2 separate regions of the Homo sapiens genome follow, and region 1 is linked to region 2. The links are chromatin loops, found by intact Hi-C in ENCODE. Cell type or tissue: heart left ventricle. All regions are shown on one strand. Each heading gives the region's core, and the rest is flanking DNA. Links, peaks and the distances in the headings are about the cores only.

Region 1 (10,067 bases), core at 1,233-9,232, 330 kb before region 2:
AATGTAATGTATAATACAGTATATAAATAGCCACCAATAAGGGACTAATTTAATAAGATTTTTTTCATCCTTGCTAAGGAATATCATGAGGCAGTTACAGTAAGTGAAGTTTATCTCTTGAGGGCAGAACAAAAGTAAATAACATTTTTTTAATTGCAGCAAAATGAGTTGGTATACACGCATATATTTCCTAGCTATGTCAGCTGAGAGAGCCTAGAAGCAATGACATCCTAGTAGCAATGACTGCATCTAGTGCCCACATCTTGGTTTCTTCTAATACCATCTCCTCCAATAAAAGGAACCAGGGCTCCTTGGAGAAATGGCTGGGTCAGGGTTAGGGCAGGGAAAATCCAAGATAAGCCTGGACCATCTCGTGGTGCCAGAAAATAAGGAAGTGCTCACAAAATAAAATAAAATAAAATAAAATGAAAAAAAATGGGAGCTTGTCTAAGGAGCACAGGAGCCAACCTGCAGGATGTCCTAATAGCCAAAGTAGGAACAATTTGAGCAGAAAATAAATATAGTATTGGATTTTTAATAATTCATTTTTATTTTAGAGCGGTTTTTGATTTACGGAAAAGGTACAAATAAAACATTAAGAGTTCCCATATATTCCACATCCGGTTTCGCCTATTAACATCTCACATTAGTATGGTACACTTGTACAACTAATGAGCCAATATTGATACATTGTTATTAACTGAAGTCCATAATTGATTCACATTTCCTTAGTTTTTACTTAATGACCATTACCTGTTCCAAAATCCCATCCAGGATATATAACATTACATTTACTCATCACCTCTCCTTAGGCTCCTCTTTCTTGCAACAATTTCTCAGACTTTTCTTGCTTTTGATGACTTTGACAGTTTTAAGGAGTATTGGTCTGGTACTTTGTAGAATGTTCCTCAATTTGAATTTGAAAAATCATGATTTTTTTTCTCATGGTTAAAATGGGGAATGGTTCGTTGTAGATTCTGGATATTAGCCCTTTGTCAGATGAGTAGGTTGTGAAGATTTTCTCCCATTTTGTGGGTTGCCTGTTCACTCTGATGGTAGTTTCTTTTGCTGTGCAGAAGCTCTTTAGTTTAATTAGATCCCATTTGTCAATTTTGGCTTTTGTTGCCATTGCTTTTGGTGTTTTAGACATGAAGTCCTTGCCCATGCCTATGTCCTGAATGGTAATGCCTAGGTTTTCTTCTAGGGTTTTTATGGTTTTAGGTCTAATGTTTAAGTCTTTAATCCATCTTGAATTGATTTTTGTATAAGATGTAAGGAAGGGATCCAGTTTCAGCTTTCTACATATGGCTAGCCAGTTTTCCCAGCACCATTTACTAAATAGGGAATCCTTTCCCCATTGCTTGTTTTTGTCAGGTTTGTCAAAGATCAGATAGTTGTAGATATACGGCATTATTTCTGAGGGCTCTGTTCTGTTCCATTGATCTATATCTGTTTTGGTACCAGTACCATGCTGTTTTGGTTACTGTAGCCTTGTAGTATAGTTTGAAGTCAGGTAGTGTGATGCCTCCAGCTTTGTTCTTTTGGCTTAGGATTGACTTGGCAATGCGGGCTCTTTTTTGGTCCCATATGAACTTTAAAGTAGTTTTTTCCAATTCTGTGAAGAAAGTCATTGGTAGCTTGATGGGGATGGCATTGAATCTACAAATTACCTTGGGCAGTATGGCCGTTTTCATGATATTGATTCTTCCTACCCATGAGCATGGAATGTTCTTCCATTTGTTTGTATCCTCTTTTATTTCATTGAGCAGTGGTTTGTAGTTCTCCTTGAAGAGGTCCTTCACATCCCTTGTAAGTTGGATTCCTAGGTATTTTATTCTCTTTGAAGCAAACAAATTTACAAGAAAAAAACAAACAACCCCATCAAAAAGTGGGCAAAGGACATGAACAGACACTTCTCAAAAGAAGACATTTATGAAGCCAAAAAACACATGAAAAAATGCTCATCATCACTGGCCATCAGAGAAATGCAAATCAACACCACAATGAGATATCATCTCACACCAGTTAGAATGGCAATCATTAAAAAGTCAGGAAACAACAGGTGCTGGAGAGGATGTGGAGAAATAGGAACACTTTTACACTGTTGGTGGGACTGTAAACTAGTTCAACCATTGTGGAAGTCAGTGTGGCGATTCCTCAGGGATCTAGAACTGGAAATACCATTTGACCCAGCCATCCCATCACTGGGTATATATCCAAAGGACTATAAATCATGCTGCTATAAAGACACATGCACACGTATGTTTATTGTGGCACTATTCACAATAGCAAAGACTTGGAACCAACCCAAATGTCCAACAATGATAGACTAGATTAAGAAAATGTGGCACATATACACCATGGAATACTATGCAGCCATAAAAAATGATGAGTTCATGTCCTTTGTAGGGACATGGATGAAATTGGAAATCATCATTCTCAGTAAACTATCGCAAGAACAAAAAACCAAACACTGCATATTCTCACTCATAGGTGGGAATTGAACAATGAGAACACATGGACACAGAAAGGGGAACATCACACTCTGGGGACTGTTGTGGGGTGGGGGGAGGGCGGAGGGATAGCACTGGGAGATATACCTAATGCTAGATGACGAGTTAGTGGGTGCAGCGCACCAGCATGGCACGTGTATACATATGTAACTAACCTGCACATTGTGCACATGTACCCTAAATCTTAAAGTATGATAATAAATTTAAAAAAAATGGGGAATGGGTCCCAGGAGGAATATCACAGAGGTGAAATGCCCTACTCGACACATCTCATCAATGGTACAGGCTGTTAACTGATAATGTTAACTTTGATCATCTGACTGAGGCAGTGTTTGTCAGGTTTCTCCATGTTACTTTTTTCCCTCTTCTGTACTCTTTGGAAGGAAGTCACTATGCCCAGCCCATATTTACAGAATGGAGAATTATACTTTACCCCCTTGAGGGGGGAGATAATACTGGATTTTAACCCATAGAATAAAATAAATATCAACTTAAGGGTGGAGGGTGGGAGGAGGGTAAGAGTTGAGAAACTACCTATGCTTACACATGGGTGATAAAATAATCTGTGCACCAAACCCCCATAACACACAATTTACCTATATAGCAAACCTGCACATGTACCCATAAAACTAAAATAAAAGTTAAAAAAACTGAATAAACAGGGGAGAAGGGGGAACTTTCCCTTACAGTAAAATTGCAATCAATATGCATAGAAAGAAAGAGGAAAATAGATAATTGTCAGGAAAGCACCACTACAATAATGGTGGATCCACTGATGAATGCTACAAATTGTGGGTGAACGTTTGAGGAGAAACAGGACTTGCATAGTCCCAAGATATTTATCAACTAAAAAGGGAACTATAGTAACTTTATAGTGGATAAACCCTGCACACATCAGCTTAACCAAGTGATCAAGGTAAACACCACTAGTCATAAGACACATGGACATTATGAGCCTCTTGCTGTGGTGTGCTGAGATGGACCCAACACCATTTCTGTGGTATTCTTGCCAAAAATTATAGCCTCCCTCAGGTCATGAGAAAATATCAAGCAAACCTCAATCAAGGGACTGTCTATAAAATACCTGACTAGCACTCTTCAAAAGTATGAAGATCATGAAAGATGACAAAAGACTGAGGAACTGTCATAGATTGGAAAATACTAAGGAGAAGTAACAACTAAACGCAATGTGGGATTCAGGACAGGATCCTGGAACGGAAAATAAGATGTGACGGGGGAAAATAGGGAATTCCAATAAGATCTGTAGTTCAGATAATAGTACTGAACCAATGTTAATTTCTTGGTTTTGATCACTGTACCATAGTTATGTAAGATATTAATATTAGGAAACTAGGTGAGGGGTGTACGAAAGCAATCTGTTCTATTTTTTGCAATATTTCTATAAGTCTAAAATTAGTTCAAAATAAAAGGTTTTAAAAGTTGCAATGTAAAAGATTTAGGGCAGATACCTGGAAGGCCTCTGGTGGCAGAAACATGAGATGTTTCAGTGGATTTTTGAAGGGTGCTTGTCTCAGGCAGTTAAGGAAAAGAGCCTGGGTGTTTAGCCCTTGGGTCCTCAAACATCCTGGTGCCTCTCTCTGCATTTGGGGCTGGGAGACCTCCTCTCTTCTGGGCAGTCTCCCACAAAGATTTGTTCAACGTAGTGGCCTGTGGTTGGTCAACTCCCCTGTATCTCCAGACCACCCCCACCCCCCCAACCTTGTGTCACCGGCTGAGACTGCAATCCCCACTCCCTGTTTCTTCTCTCTAATATAGCACTGGTGGGGGGAGGGGGTGGGGAAGCAGCCCTGTGTGTGTGTGTGTGTGTGTGTGTGTGTGTGTGTGTGTGTGTGTATAGCAGGAGAGCTGGGGATTCCCATCCTAGAGGATGGAGGTGGCCGAGGTGAGGCTGAAGCAGTTGGGGGAAGGCTTAGCAGGCAGGCGAGCGGCTGCTCCAGAAAGAGGGCGGCTCAGACAGTGGTTAGCTGCGGAGTGGGGCTTAGCAGAGGGAAGGGGGAAAGGGAGGGGGCTCTCCTTCTCAAGGGGCCCTTTCATGTTGAAATCAGCCAGCGTGAATGCTGGCGGCCCAGGAGCCCAGCCGGGGGAAATGTGAGAGCCCCCTTATCTCCCCTCATGTCACAGTGCCGTCTGCAGTTCTCAGCCGGGCCAGAGAGGATGCATTAGGAGAAGTGTTGGTGGGGGATGGGGGAGAGAATGCTCCCATCAAGACCTAGGGCTGGGCCCACTTAGTTAAGGGGAGGTTGGAGGAAGCAGGTTCCAGACTGTCCTGCTGCTGGAGGTGGGGGTGGACTGGAGTGCCCTGCATCTCGAAGCAAGGAGAGCCAGCAGGCTTTGGGGCCTAGGGTGGTGGATTTGGCAGGAATCAGAAAGAAGGCCTCAGGTTCCACCCCTATCAAATGCCAGAATGCCCTATACAGCATGCCTCTGGTCTGCTCTGGGAGTGCAGTCCTTGCCCACACACCTGCAGGAGCAAGGAGCCCACTCCCTCCTGGGAGAGCTGGGAGAGTCAGGCCATGGGTTCCACCCCTGGATTCAGTTCTCGTTTCTGGGTAGGAAACCTGGAACATTTGACTAGGAAAGCCAAGGCCTCACCTTTCCCAGGACACTCTCAGCCCAGGAGTGACCCCTGCTGTTCAAACAACCTTTAAGGCAGAGGACAGAGCCATTAGCTTCCCATGGCTTGGACTGGGTGGTCCTTCCTGCCCCTTCCAACCCTGCAATCTTGTTTCTCTGAGATGGGCTGTGTGGTTCTTTGTAAATCTGCTGTTGCAGGAGGGAGGTGGGTGAGGCCACATCTGGACTGTGGGGGCCTTGTTGGCTGGAGCTGTCAGCAGCCAATGTTTTCACAGACACCATTTGCCCGTGCAAGTTCCCGGCCCCCAACACACTCCCACTGCCCAGGGCCCCAAGCCTCCTCCCTGCAACAGCACAGGAACCCAAGGGAGCCCTGGGTCGACTCCAGGATGACCTAAACCTTTAGGTCATCCCAGAAGCCTCTGCTGCCCAAGAGAGGGAAGAGCTGAGATGCCACGGGGCCATGTGGAGGTGTGGGTACAAACAGGACAAGGTGAATGAGACAATTTGAGGAGCCCCTGGAGACAGCTCAGTGCACAGGGCTGTAGACCTCTGGGATCTGCCTCTCGCTTTTTCTTTTTTGTTTGTTTGTTTGGTTGTTTGTTTTCGGGGGGGTGGTTCTTTTGAGACAGAGTTTCACTCTGTCACCCAGGCTAGAATGCAGTGGTGAGATCGTGGCTCACTGCAGCCTCGACCTACTGGGTTCAAGCTATCCTCCCACTTCAGCCTCCCAAGTAGCTGGGACTACAGGTGCATGCCACCACACCTGGAACATTTTTGTATTTTTTTGTAGATATGGAGTTTTGCCATGTTGCCCAGGCTGGTCTCCAACTCAAATGATCCGCCCGCCTTGGCCGCCCAAAGTACTGAGATTACAGGCGTGAGAGCTGCCGTGCCCATCTTGTCCTGATTTCTCCCAGAACCTTGCTGGATGACCTTGGGTCAGTCTGTTCCTCTGTCTCCCCAAGTGTCCAATGGGAAGAATTCCTCACCACCTGATTGAAAATAGCCTTAGCTTCTTCTGTGAAAATAGCTCCTTCACAGCATGTACCTCTATTTGAGCTCTTCTGTCTCCCCCACTAAAGCACGATCTCCATGAGGGCAGGGGCCCTATGCCCTGGGCATCCAGAACAGGGGGGCAATGGGTCTTAAAGGCCTTCTCAGTGCTGGACACTCTCATTGCATTTGTTCCAAGCAAGATTCAGGGTTTGAGCCAGGGACGGAGGAACCATGTTCTGGGGGTGGCAGAGGAGAATTTTCTCCTGGAGCTGCGTGAGCATAGTGGGCCACATGGTGGGCTCTAGGATGCAAAAGGCTAGGCTAAGGCCCCCTGGGAAGGGGAGACAGGCCTGAGATAGCTGCCAGGGCACGAGACCTACCAGAGGCTGATCCAACCCAGCCAGGAGATGGGCTGTTTCCAGATGGGCTCTGTGATTCCTCCAGGCGTCCTCAGCACCAAGCTCAGGACCTGGCAAGGAAAAGGGATTCTGGCAGTGTTTGATGGTTAGCAACAGTTAACTACTCACCATTTATGCCTGCCTTGGCACCTCCCAGCTTTGCCTGTGGGACTCTCTAGGTGGGCCTGGCCATCTCCTACAGGCTAGCTGTGCTTTATGCATCATTACATTGCCCTCTCACAGCAGTGGGGTAGGTACTATAGTACTATCCCTGTTCTACAAATGTGGAGACAGAGACACAGAGAAGTTTAGCGACTTGCCCAGGGATACACCACCACCAAGGTACAGAGCCAGGATTTGAGCCCAGGTCCATGCTGTCTTATTTACCCTGTTGCCTTCTGTAAAACATGTTCAGAGATCCAATTTGACCAGACTCAGCACCTGGGTCCCACACTCCGACGTTCCCACACATTTTTGCTGTCTCACTGCATTCCTACCCCCAGCCTGTGTGGTGAACAGGGCAGGCACTATCATCCCCACTTCACAGACAGGAGAATGGCTTGTGGTCACCCAGCCAATAAATAGCAGCACTAGGACCTGAGCCCAAGTCAGCCTCGTTTTAGAGCCTTGCTTTTTGCCTTCAACCAGGCTAGTCCTATGCTCTTAGACCCCACTCACTCCCTAGGGCTCTCCCAGCCTGCATTCAATACCACTGATGCCACAAGCACCCCAGGAACCTAGCCCTCAGTATAACCTGCTCTTTTCACCCTGGCCACAAGGCCCTTTCAGCAACTCCTGCTGAACCTTCAGTGGGGAAGCAGGTGATGGGGGGTGGGGGGCAGGTGGCCATGTCATGGAACAGACAAAGAAGGCAAACTGTGGGGCCCTACAAAGGTCTCTGCAAAGATCTCTGACCGAAGGCAGCTGCAACTTAACTTTTGCTCAGAATCAAGCCTCAATTCAACGAATATGTACTGAGTATCCACAATCCACCTGGCATTTCAGAAAATGCTTTTCTAAACAGGCAGTTGCCATCAGTCAAGCGCTTGCTATATGACAAGCAGGCATTGTGCACAATCCATTGAATCTTCACAGATCCTTCGAAGGGTGCTACGAACATGGACCCCATTTTGCAGGTGGGTAAAGTGAGAGTTAGAAAAGCCAAACCGCATGCCCAAAGTCTCCAAGGTAGAAAGTGACAGATCTGGGAACAGAATCTAGGCCTGCCAGACTAAAACATCTATGTTCTTAAGCCCTGTGTTATCTGTCTCCGAAGGGGAGTGCCCTGCCTGGGAAGCACGAATGACAGCCAACTGCATTAAAAGCGGGAAAACAGAGAAAATGCAGGACAAGAAAGAGAGCCCTAGCGAGGGGCCAGCTCACTTCCAGAGGACACAGGGGCCATGGGAACATGGGGGTGCCTCCCCTCAACATCCTACCACAGACTTATCAAGCCTAGGAGCCCCAGGTTTGGCTGAGGTGGGGCTTGCTGAGTGTGTGAGGGCTCTACTGGCACTACCCATTGGAGCTGAGGGGCCCAGAGCATATGGATGACAGTGCAAAGGGCCCAGAGAGAACAAAGGAGGTGGGACTGGGGAAGGGGGATGTTCAGAGAAATTCTGGGGGGAAATCATGGGAAAAGCTTCCAAAGCAAAGAATGATGCCTTTTGCTTTGTAAATCAGGACGTACTTGTAGGACAGAAGCAAGAGACCAGAGGGGCAAGAGCCTGGCTCAGCAGAATGCTGGCAGACAAAAGGAGTCAGGCCTCTCAAGCTTTGTCAGGCAACTGACACAGACTCTTGACGAGGGTGAAACAAGCTCTCAAATGGGACCTGAGGGATCTGAAATTGCATAGTTAGAAAGGGGGCAGATTTGAGTTGTGAACACGGGCTTAATCTGGTTTCAGAGCCTGTCTTAGTTCAGGCTGTGATAACAAAATACATTAGACTGAGTCATTTATCAATAATAGAAATTTATTGCTCACAGTTCTGAAAAGTCCAGGATCAAGGTGCCAACAGACTTGGTGTCTGGTGAGGGGTGACTCTCTGCTTCCAAGATGGCACCTTCTAGTTCTAGTTGTGTCCTTACATGGTAGAAGGGCAAAAAGGCTCCCTCAAACCTCTCTTAAAAGGGCACTAATCCCATTCATGAGGGCTCCACCCTCATGCCCTAATCACCTCCTAGCAGCCTCATCTTTTAATACTATTGCACTGGAAATTAAGGTTCAACATATGAATTTTGGAGGACATAGCAGAGCCCATGCTCTGAAATGTCCCCAAAAGCAGACTATCGGGGAGAAAAGCCTTGGGTGGTGGCAGTACAAGGAGTCCCAGAGCCCAGAGCTGTATGCCTGAGGCCTGGGTATCTCGGCCCCCAGAATCCCTTGGACAGCAGTAGCCCCTTCCTAGAGTTCCCTGGCAAATACAAGACACTCTGGGCTGGGAGGGAGGTGGAGAACATCTAGTCCAAACCCATCCCTCCATTCATCTTATACTGAAGTCATCTCTGCAACATCCACGTTGAGTGGGGTTTCACTGGCAGAAATAGGAAACGGCACTCCAGGCTGAGTGCACAGCCTGAGCAAAAACATGGTGCTTAGAGAGGCCATGGTGGCTGCAGGGCAGATGACATTAGTGTGGCTGTAGCAAGACTGCTGGGAGGGATGGAAAGGAATGTGGGAAGCCAGCTGAGTCTTGGGCTGAAAAGGACCACCAAGATTCTCTAGACCAGGCCCTCACTCTGAGCCATACCATCAGTGTCTGCTCTCCTTTCCCCCGGCCACCCTGCAGGATTTGAGAAGCTAGAAGTTTCCTTACAGTCCATCTAGCCTGGGTCCTTCATTTGCAGATGGAGAAATTGAGGCTCAGAGAGAGACAGTGACTCATGCTAGGGCCCACAATCAGTCAGCCCTTTTGCGGACATTCAGTAAATATCCATTCATTTGAAGCTTAGTTCTGAGCAAAAGTGCAGAGAGCCTTTAGTCAGAGAACTTTGTAGATGTGCCGTAATCTTTGCTCCTTCAGAGCAAGCATCCCTAGCTTCTGGGGCCACTCCTCAATACTTAGAAACTGCCTACATATGGCACATAGTAGGAGCTCAACTCGCATTTATTAAATGAATAAAAGCTTGGGTAAGTCAATGGTAGGGACATTAAGACAGCCATGTGGGCACACAGCCAAGGGGACAGTGGGAGCTGAAATCGAGCCCACGCTGCACTCACTAAGCCATGTGCCCTGGTACAAGGCTGCATGCATCCAAAGGAGGTGCTTTTTGCCACCTTGCACTATGACACTGTATAGGCTGGTGACAGTGCTGGGGACTTCAGAAGGCCAAGGAGTCAGTCTCCTCTGTAGCCTGCTCTCCTCTAAACAGGCATCCATTTGGCCATGACCCAGCCACCACACCTCCAGAGGGATACCCAGTGAGTAGAAGAGATGCCTCCCTTGCACCCAGCCCCCAGCCATCAGCTGATGCAGGAGCTCTTCAGGCCACCAGGTCCGGTTGCTGACTCATTGAGTTTCCAGTCAGCTAATCCCCAATCCTTTTCTGCTCACTCCCTTG
Region 2 (10,067 bases), core at 1,091-9,090:
ACTCAATACCTATTATCTTTAAGTACCTAGAAATTAAAAACTGTTTGCAGGTTTATTTACTACCCAAATGGTTTCTCTTGTGACTCTTTTTTAGAGAAGGGACAAAGTAGCAAATGTACATCTCTCTACACATCCTCATAGTTTATATCTTGCTGGGGTTGAGGTGGAGAGAGAGAAAAAGCATGAGTCTTTGTCTTGTCCTAGAACAATCAAGAGTTGATGTCCCTCTGAGGAACTGGATGGGTTGAACGCAAATTTTCTGTTTTGACACACCAGTTACATCAGTAAAGAGTGACTAAAGAAAGAAAGGAATTAGCAAGTCCTTTGCAATCTAGAAACCTCCCAATCAGGATGCCATGCACCTCTAAGAATCTCTAGAGTTTTCAAAACAGGCCTCCCATAGAGGGATTCACAAAAACTGGAATGTTTCCTCCGTGAGAAGACAGAGCTGAGGCCAGAACACAGCTCGTTCTCCAGTATTCCCCATCTCTGAAAATGGCACCACTATCCATTCAGAAGCAAAGCATCATCTTTGACACTTTCCTGTCTCCTTCTCTGCCCTCATATACAGTACAACCCCAAGTCCTGTTAGGAGGACTCAATGAACTAATAATGCCTAAAAGTAAGCATTCAGTAGATGCCTGGTACATATTAAGTGCTCAATAAGTGGTAGCTGCTATCATTATCATGCAACATACCAGCCTCAGGATGGGCACCAAGCTATTCCCTTGGTTCCCTCAAACATATTAGTACGAGCTGACTTTTTCACAAGGAAAATGAACAAAGAGAAGAAGGAAATACTATAATTTACAAAACCACAGGCAGCATAAAAACAATCTGTCAGGATCAATTCCAGTTTAATCCTAGTGAAAAAACTAATAAACTTGGAGGACCCTCAAACAGTGTCTCTTGAAGGGATGGCACACTCACTCCTGATGACCTGACACAATCCTAGCGGCACTTTTGTCTGGTGTCTTCTCCACAACTCTCTGCCTGTCTTACCATGTGGTCTCCCTAACCCAGGAGCTTGGACTCTTGTCTCATTCTAGTACAAGTGTCAACTTCCCAACCCTTCCATTTACAACACACCAGTAGCTCTAGTCAGTGACACACAGCTAGTTCATAGCTGATAGGTAGAGTCACAATGAGTGAAGCATTTGCACCCCCTAGCAGGAGGAGGCCTTTAGAAGTCCATGATGGCAGCCCTGCTGTTGTAGATGATGTTGGGCCAGCTCCCCTTTTCCAGCTATCCCATTTCTACCCATCTCCCAGCTGTGAGTGCTGTGGTTAACAGCAAGGCTTCCTTGGATACTTGCCCTGGGCTGATGGGAGCCACCTAATTCAGAGTTGCATGGGAGGTTATACTTCCCCCTCACCAGCAGGAAGGACAGTCAGTGACCGATATGGGAATACATAAGTCCAACCTCTCACTCAAGATGGGATAACCCTGTGATGTGATTTATGCTCCAGAGCCCCCACATCCACTCTGAAACAGGTCAAAACTAGACATTGCCTTTCTTGCCCCCTACCTCTTCCCTATCCTGCTTTCCTGCCTCACAAGCCTTTCCAGAAGGGCATGCCCCCAATAAGTCACACGCCCTGAATCCCTGCTTCAGGCTCCACTTCTCATGTACCCAACCTAAGACACTCATCCACAGCTGGAACTTGTCTAATTGTTCCAATGTTCCTCCCAAACAGGGGTATCGCTTACAGAAATCCACAGATTCCAGACCTAAAATAGAATCTGGTCTTAATCGCATAGTAACCCAGACACACACAAGTTGCAGGCAGAAGAGCAGCCTTTCTTCATACTACTCTGCAGGCTCCTGGATTCTCACAGTTGGATCAACTGCTCTAGACAAAGGTGCCAAAGCCGGGGTTCTCTCCTGAGGACAGCTGATCACTGGCATGGAGAAAGCAGATTTCTGAGACCACAAAGGAGAGAAATGTTAGAGACAGTTGGAGCCTCCAGGGCAGGGACAATCACTCCTCAGGCTAGCATCATCTGGGGGCCGCATACACATCTGGTAAATTGATGTTGACCTAAGTAGTGAAGAGCTGGCAGAATGAAGAGAAATAAGATTTGATTCAGCAGAAATGGGCCATTCATCCACTTCAGTTCAAACTTTCTTAGTTCCCAACATCCCTATGGTCTTGTCAGGACAAACCATGACCATCATCAGTCTCTGCCACCTTCCAGTCATCTGACAATCTGCACCTCTCACTCAATGGAACATTATGCAAATTTCACATTCAACAATGGTCTGTTGGTGCTGTAATTGACATCCAGATTAGCCCTAAGAAAGGATTTCCTGACATTAGCAGAAAAATGTTCAACATTACCTAGAGTGGTTGGTTAATGTCATATTCCAACTAATGAAAATGTGAGCAATTCACCACCCCCACTACTTTTCAAGTGTTAGCGATTTGACTCACAAAATCAATCGGGAAAGAAAATGTCATTAAAGAAAAAGTGCCTTCATACCCCCAAATAAATGTTTTCTGAATGCTTTTCTCCCCTGCTCATCATTGGCCATCTGTCTGCGTAATGTTTGCTATTTAAGAATGTTCCTCCTCTAGGTCTCTGATGGCTCTGCTTTGCTGCTTTCTCCATCCCTCCTTTTTCAGCAGCCAGTCCTGCATGGCACTAAGAATGATTCCAGTAAGAGGAATTTAGGTGAAACCTAAGGAATGATTTTCTGGCTTTGAAAGATGTGAGACACTGGAAAAAAAAATAGTGGAGAGAAGTAGTGGAATCTCCATGGGAATGACCTTGGAGAACACTGACCCTCACAGAATCATAGATTCATGGAGTCTCAGGGCTGCAATGAATTTAGGGGCTTGCAGTCTCACCTCTGATTCAGAGCCTCAAGCCTTCTCTGCAGTATTTCTACCAAGTGCTCAGCTTGACCCAGTTTGCACACCACCAGCTTACCCTCTCTCAAGGCAGGCAGTTGGTTTTATGACAGGATAGCTTGAACTCTGAGAAAGTTCCAAATCTGTCTCCCTATATCTACCACCTCTTATCTCAGTCCCCAGGGGCCATATAGACCATGCCTGTCACTGTGTCCTTTAGAGGTCTGAAGTCACATCCTGAGGCCAAATAGCCCCACTTCTTCCAACTATTTCTCATGGGACTTGGGCTCCCTGTCCCTTCTTAACCTCCTCATTCCCCTGTAGAGATGTACCCGTGTGCCCTTAATGTATGGGGCCTCTAGGCTGGATACGTGTTCCAGACAGCAGAGAAGAGCAAAGCTGTTACATACTTGACTTGGTCTCTTTATCTCTATTGATACATCCCAAGTTCATGATGGCTTTCAGGATAGCATTTCTGCTCAGTGTTTCCTCTCTTTCCTTAGAAGGGATTTATATTGCTGGAGAGGTCAGCCCATTGCATTAGGATCTGTGCCTGGCGTGGTAGTTGTGTGACCCTGGGTAAGTGAGTCCAGCTGTCTGAACCTGTTTCCTCATCTGCGAAATAAGGATTATAAGAGTACCTACCTCATATGGTTGTCATGGGAAGTAAATGAGATAATGGATGGAAAATACATGACACATGGCAAAAGCTCAGTATACATTAGCTCTCTTTCCCTTTCCTTTCCTTATTTCTTGGCCCTAGGGCCTGGCTGACAGCTGGGGGCATCTCTAGGCCTGTGTGTGAAGGAAAAGCCGACGGGTGGAGTAACAGGACCGTAACCAGATGGCCCAGATTTCCGAGGACAAGCCTAATTTTAAGTATTCTGTTCTGTGATCAGATCATGTATTAGACAATCTGGCCCGATATTTTAGCTTGAAAAATATGGTCACTAGAATTGATGATGACATAGCGTGAATGCCCTAGCATAGACCAGCAGGCAAAAGATGGCAGAGCTTGGGTCCTAGTCAGGTAGCAGTGTGCTCACCCCGTGTGGTAAAATCAGGCAGTGATCCTATAAAGAGAACAGGTGGCAGGAATAGAAAATCAAGGCCTTCTCTCTAGTTCTAGGACCCAGCTTGGGCCCCTTCTTCACATATCTGTTCCCTGCTCTAGGGTGGGCTAGGCATGGACTGAGAGGGGCAGGACAATGCCATATGGAGGGAAAGCTGCCTACCCTTAGGTGGGACCCTGGGCCGAAAGTCAGTGGAGAGGGGAGCTTGCCCAGATACTTCCTCCAACTGCCTCTGAGCACTCTGCTCCTTCCTGCTCTCCTTTTCCTTTTCTCCTCTTGGATCACCTCCCTCTGCTTTCTATGTGTCTGTTTCTAGGTCTCACTAGTCTTTTGAACTCTGTGGCAAATTCTAGGTAGATCTCTGGGCAGTTTTCATGTATACTGCCCAAGGAAGGTCTTTCAACAAAAGAGCTGGAGTCTGGGAACCAAGGGGAGGATCCAGGCTGGGACTAGTCCCTGCTTGGTCACAAATTTGCTGTGTGACCTCAGGCAAATCACATCTTCTCTGAGTCTCTGTCCCCATCAGCAAGGTTTGGACTAGGTGACCTCTAAAGGTCCTTCCATCTAAAAAGTTCCACGATTTCAGTATGTGTGTGTTGATGCATCCCACGGAATCTCTGTACATCTTTGTTTTTCTTCAAACTGTCAGCCTATTTCTCTGTCTTTTTTCCCTCTCTCTTTCTCCCCCCTTCCTTTCTTCCCTCCCTTTCTGCAGTTCCCTCTTCCTCTTAGACTCTGTCAAGCTCCCCGACCTCTTTCTTCCTCTGAGATGTTCTGTGCTGCCTTTCACCATTGCTCCAATGCTGTTCTTCAGTAAGCACTTATTTATCCCAGCTCTGGGCACCCCTCTGCCACAGGGGTCCCATATGCACTCAGGGTACCAATCTGGCCAACTTAGGGCCTGAGAAAGGGGGACTGGGCAGCCGTAATAATTAACGCCTAGGCTGCCTACCATGGTCCTCTGCTGCCACCTGTCGTTAGTCCGGAGTGACACTGCTCTGGGGGCTGCTGAGCCCACAGGGGCCACTACCGCTGCTCTGGCCGACAGGAATCCATTACATGCAGTGTCCTGCCAGGCCTGATTTAAAGCTCATCCTGTAATCCGTCTTGCGCCCCCTCTGGGCCTGTCTCCGGTTTCCTAGCCTGTGAAATGGATGGAAGTTGTCTTCAGCTCTGGCAGAGAGAGGTGAGGAGTAGAGGCTCTAGGGACACCTGGCTTTGCAGCCTGCCCCTGTGCTTGTCCTGGTGGGTGACCTGGGGTGAATCCTTCCCCATCCCCTTCTTTGCAGCCTGCAGTATTGAAATGGATGATGTGGGAAGACATGGTTGAGAGAAAAGGGGCAAGATGGATTCCTGTCTTTCACACAAGCAGTACAATGCTGAGAAACTGGAAATGGACATACCCACTGCATCTACAAACCTTTGGCCAGGTCACAACTCCATCTTAGCAGCCAAGCCTTTCTATTCATTCACCCATTCACTTATTACTCACCCATTCATTCCACCAAGCAGCCTGGGGCTGTGGGAAAAAGCACTCAGCGGGAAATCAGAAGCCCAACCTTCTCGGCTCAGCTCAGCCACGGTTCTCCAACCTGGGCCAAGCCCGTATCTTTCTCTGAGCCTCCATTCCCTCCTCTGTAACATGAAGGGGTTGGGACAGACCAGGAGAAGTCTAAATTCCCTCCCTCATTCTGCCATTCTAAAGTGATGATTCTCCAATTGCAGGTGCCTTGCTAAGCACACTGGGTGATGAACAATTACAGATCCCCACTCAGAGGCCAGGGAAAACCTGCCTCATAGCCCCCAGACACCCTCCACTCACCTCCTAGACCTCTGGCTGGCCTTTTCAAAGCCCACCAATGAGCAGGCCCTTGCTAAGTTCCTCCTTTCTTCCCCCGGGGCACTGTTCTGGTGCCAACTGTCAGGTCATATGACAAGCACAGATGTCTAGACGTCATCTAGCCCTGGCCACTTGGGTTCATGAAAATCAGCAATTCCTGGCACTGAAAAGTCCTTAAGACTTCCTCCTGGCGATGCCAGCCCCAGCATCCCCAGAGACTTGAACTGGGGCCAGGATGAGCGGGCTGGAGCTGGTTGGCATCAGACTCAGAGTCCCAAACTCCTCCCTCGCCAGGTTTTAAAGCCACTGAGAACCCTGCTGCACAGCCATTGACATCTGAAAGGTTGCAAAGAAGCCTAGCTTGGGGACTGGTGGCTTCCTGGCCCAAGCTCTGCTCCCAGAAATACTCAGCTGAAGCCAGGGTCCCAGGCCAGCTGCATCATCTCAGCCTGGCTACACTGCCATCGGCAAGGTGCCATGCACAGAATTGCAGCCAGGTAGTGGCCTCCCAAAAGGAGCTGGCTGGTGGTGTCTGGGAGCTGTTCCTCATCTCCCCATCCCTGCAAACCGCCCCCAGACCTCAGCCTTTCATGAGGGAGGTCCTGCCCACATCTGCTGCTGGCCGTCACATCTGCAATGGATTACAAGGCTGGCCCAGGCTCAGGCCCATCCCAGATGTGGATTCCCCTGGAATGTGCCTTCTCTCTAATTGTCCAGCCTCTGAAGGGTCCGAGACCCCCTCCTCTTCGTCCACCCCTGCTGCACCCCAGTGAGCATGCTGAGGCCTTCCTCCTTTCCCACAGCTTGTGCCGGAACAGCCACAGCCGGGACCAGGGCCAGCCCAGTCGGGGGCTGCACTCTCCTCCAGCCTGGTCCATGGGGCTGGGGAGCGGGAGGTCTCAGCCCATCCCCCTCTTTTTTCCTGGGGCCAGGCACTGCAGGGCAGAGGGAGAATCTCTGGAAAACTCACTAGAGGTGAAAGAATTTGGCTCTGAAGTGCAGGCTCCCCTAATCCCTGGCCCTTCCTGGGAATGCCATTAACCTCCCTAGCCCCACTGATGGAAAGAACAGGTCTTCATTGGGCCAGGCCAGCTCCTCAAAGGCTCCTAAATGACAGCTTGGCTGGGCAAAGTGGCTCTTCTGGGTCCCAACCAGCATCCTCATGCCCCGGTGGGTTGCAACAGCCTCCCAAGTGGTGGCATGGGCCCCAGTCTCTCTCCTTTAACACGATCTCTCACAGGGCCTCCAGAGAAATTTTTAAGACACAAATCTTAGCTCGAACTTTGGCTTTGAAACCTAGCTCTGCCAAACTGTCTGTGTGGTTCTGGGCAACTGGTTTCACCTCTCTGAGCCTCAAAATCCTCCTACACAAAATGAAGACACGACTGTCATTATTCCTGGCTGAGATTTATTGAGCGCTTACTGCCAGCCAGGTTCTGTTTTAAGCACTTTACATGTCTTACCTCAGAAAAACCCTATGAGAAAGGTGCTATTATTGCCTCCATTTTACAGATGATAAAACTGAGCTGTTGAAAAGTTGCATATCATGCCCAAGGTCACTCAACTAGTAAATGGCTGAGCCAGGATTGAACCCAGGCTGACTGACACTTGAGCGTGTACACAAGAAGGATTTCATTAATAGAACCTAATATAATCTGTATTATTATTAAAAGCAGTAATCTGATTATCCCCCTGCTTAAAAGCCAGTCGCTCCCCAATACTTACAATATAAAGTTCAAATTCCCTAGCCTGGTCTTTAAGGTCCTTTAAAATTTAGTTCTGATCCAATTGTTTTGCCTTTGCTCATAGACCCCTTTACTCCAGCTATTTCAGAGCACATTTACCATTTCATCTAATTTGCATGCAATACCCCTGTGGCTGTGTGCACTGTGATTCTCTCTGCCTGGAATCCCTTTGCCCTGTACACCTGCAGCTCTCCTACTCATTCTTCAGGACTCAAGACAACTGTCAGCACCCCTGTGAAGCCTTTCCAGATAGCTGATTCCTCCTTGGTGCACTTGTAACATTTTGCCCATGTATCTATTATCATACTTTTTACACTGTATTCTAAGGGCCAAGTCTCCTCCTCTCTCTGGAGCATCAGTTACCCTGGTGGGTGAATGAGTGGATGGTTTCTAAAGGCCCTTTCAGATTTGCCTTACCATGGCCTTGAGGTCAGTGTCTGAGTGAGCTCTGGGCTGGCTTTGGTCCCAGCCAACAGCTTGGGAAGATGTACAGAGAAGCAGAAAAGAGACGACTTGGGAAGGCGGGGTGAGACCCTGAGTCCTGCCACCACTTCTCCCTTTCTTCCTGCCAAACCTCTTTCCTCACCTTCCAAACCCCCCTGAAAAAATCCACTTCCTCCAAACAGCTTATCCTGCCCCTCCAGTAGTACCAGAAGTGGCTCATCCATTCCACAGCACTCCAACCCAGGCACAACCGCCTCCACTATACCTCCCCTAGGACAGATCTGCTCCTGTAGTTTGTTCTTTAGCTTAGGGGTGTCCCAGCCAGGGATCTTGGCTCATACATCTGTTTATCTGTAAGTCTGTCCATACTTTCTTTAGAATTGGTGTCCTTCATTTGGAGGACCTGTGTTCAGAGAACTGACCCAGGCCAGAAGGCCCAGGTGAGAGCCCAAACCAGGTCTCAGGGTTACAGAGTTCTTCTTTCTCCCAGGCATGAGCCAGAGAGAGAGAGACAGGGTACATCAGAGCTGGAGGCCCTTTAGGGCTCATCTGGTCCACTGCTGTGCCCCACCTTTCCCCCAGTGGTACAGCTGGGAAATCAGGGCTCAGAGCTAATTAGAGGTTCTCCAGCTAATCAGAGGCAGAGTGGAGAGTAGAGCTCTCTCCACCGCACCACCAAATCCTCAGGTCCTTTAACCCCTTACCTCAGGGTGACACCCTGAGCTGCTTTGGTTGGAGTCAGGGAGAGGGCTAAGAATTCTCAGTTCAGTCACGTCTCTCTGGGCCCCCTTCAAATGTCTTTCTTCCAGGAAGCCTTCCCAAATTATCCCCACTCCCATTTCATTCTGCCCACCTCGCTGCTGCCCATCTTCTCAGCACACTGATGTCCCTGCTCTCCCCTCTTCCACATGGTATGGGATGTGTCCTTCCTGTGGTCTCTGTACCATCTCCACTCCTAAAATAACCGAAGGACTGAGAGACAGATTTACTGACTTAGTGATTGCCTAGCTGGCATGGCTGGTTGAGAGCAGTGGACTGTCTGGCTGTCTGACTGAATGACACTGTCCTGCTGGCCACTAGAGACTGATGGTTGATGGACAGGCTGACTGACAGACAGATGAGCTGACAGACTGACCAACTCTAGGAAGACCCCAGAGGGTCCAAGAACACAGCACACCAAACAGAGGGGCAACACATAATGAGAGTCCCTCAGCAAGGCTTTTGTCAGGACACCTCCAGCAGCCTGTCACCAATGAGGAGGGGAGGGAGGTAGTGGAGGGATAGGGTGGCAGAGGAGCTAATGAAAACCAGATGTGCTGCTGGTCTGCCTCAGTGAGGGGACCAAGGTGAGGACTTGACCTGGCTCCTGGCACTAGGACCTTCTTGGTGGGCACTTTGCAGAAAAGCAGGAAAAAACCCAGGGGGTTGGGTGTCGGGGGCACTTTCCCTTTAGCATGCAGAACTGCATCTGGGCCTTCAGGAAGAGGAGCCTCATACTTTTCCCTGTCATATCCTCCATCCAGTTGACATTTTAAAATAATAGACTCAGTCTGGCTTTTTACAAAGGAACAGGGCCCCCAGTAGGCTCACAGGATTTTGAGCTGGTTCCTATTAAGTTCTTTGCAATTGGAAGGCACTCCATTTCTCAGGCAAACCCTCAACCTTTTGCTGACAGGTGGAATTGTGTTTGGGGGCTGCTTTCTCATGCTTTTCAGGGTTGGTCATTTCATCCCTTCTGTGTCTGTCACTGTACTCCTGGGAGGGGACGTGCCTTCCCTAAAGAGATCCATTTGCCCACAGGAAAGAAGGCTCACGCTCCTGCGGGTGAAGGTATTGGGTGAGTCTCTGGGAAGTCCATTCCCTTCCACAGTCTTACAAAGAAGAACAGGCTGGGGCTGAGAGAGAGGACCCTGGAATCTGAGAGTGCAAAAAAGGGAGGAAATCCTGCTTCCAGACTGCTGGGTCCATGGTCAGTCACACATAATTGCAGTCATAACGAACACATTTGAAGCTCACAGGCCTGTGCAAAACAATGTGATTAATAAGGGAAGACATAAAGCAAATGAGCACCCCAGACAAGCAAATTGTTTTCAGGGCCATGAAGCCAAC

What was found. A loop is a pair of places that touch in the nucleus more often than their neighbours do. Peaks named below come from ENCODE experiments on the same cell type or tissue, not always from the same donor. Only the 100,000 strongest peaks of a DNase experiment are listed, where the experiment ranks them.
Region 1: it touches region 2 in a loop (4-fold over the local background); 3 of 110 quality-filtered maps call a loop at or near these places.

What each region holds. Positions count from the first base shown.
Region 1 is chrX:69,055,719-69,065,785 of GRCh38, forward strand. It overlaps LOC105373242 (a long non-coding RNA gene), which reads right to left. Exons shown (of 6, transcript XR_001755876.1): 5 at 6,488-6,576. Among named protein-coding and RNA genes, the nearest start is that of PJA1, 100 kb to the right of the region's middle. RefSeq lists an enhancer at 5,033-5,934. In heart left ventricle, for the core only: a CTCF peak has its summit at 5,164 (motif pointing left); no DNase peak of the experiment used is centred there.
Region 2 is chrX:69,382,853-69,392,919 of GRCh38, forward strand. No RefSeq gene overlaps it. Among named protein-coding and RNA genes, the nearest start is that of NALF2, 120 kb to the right of the region's middle. RefSeq lists a silencer at 4,801-4,850. In heart left ventricle, for the core only: a CTCF peak has its summit at 4,907; no DNase peak of the experiment used is centred there.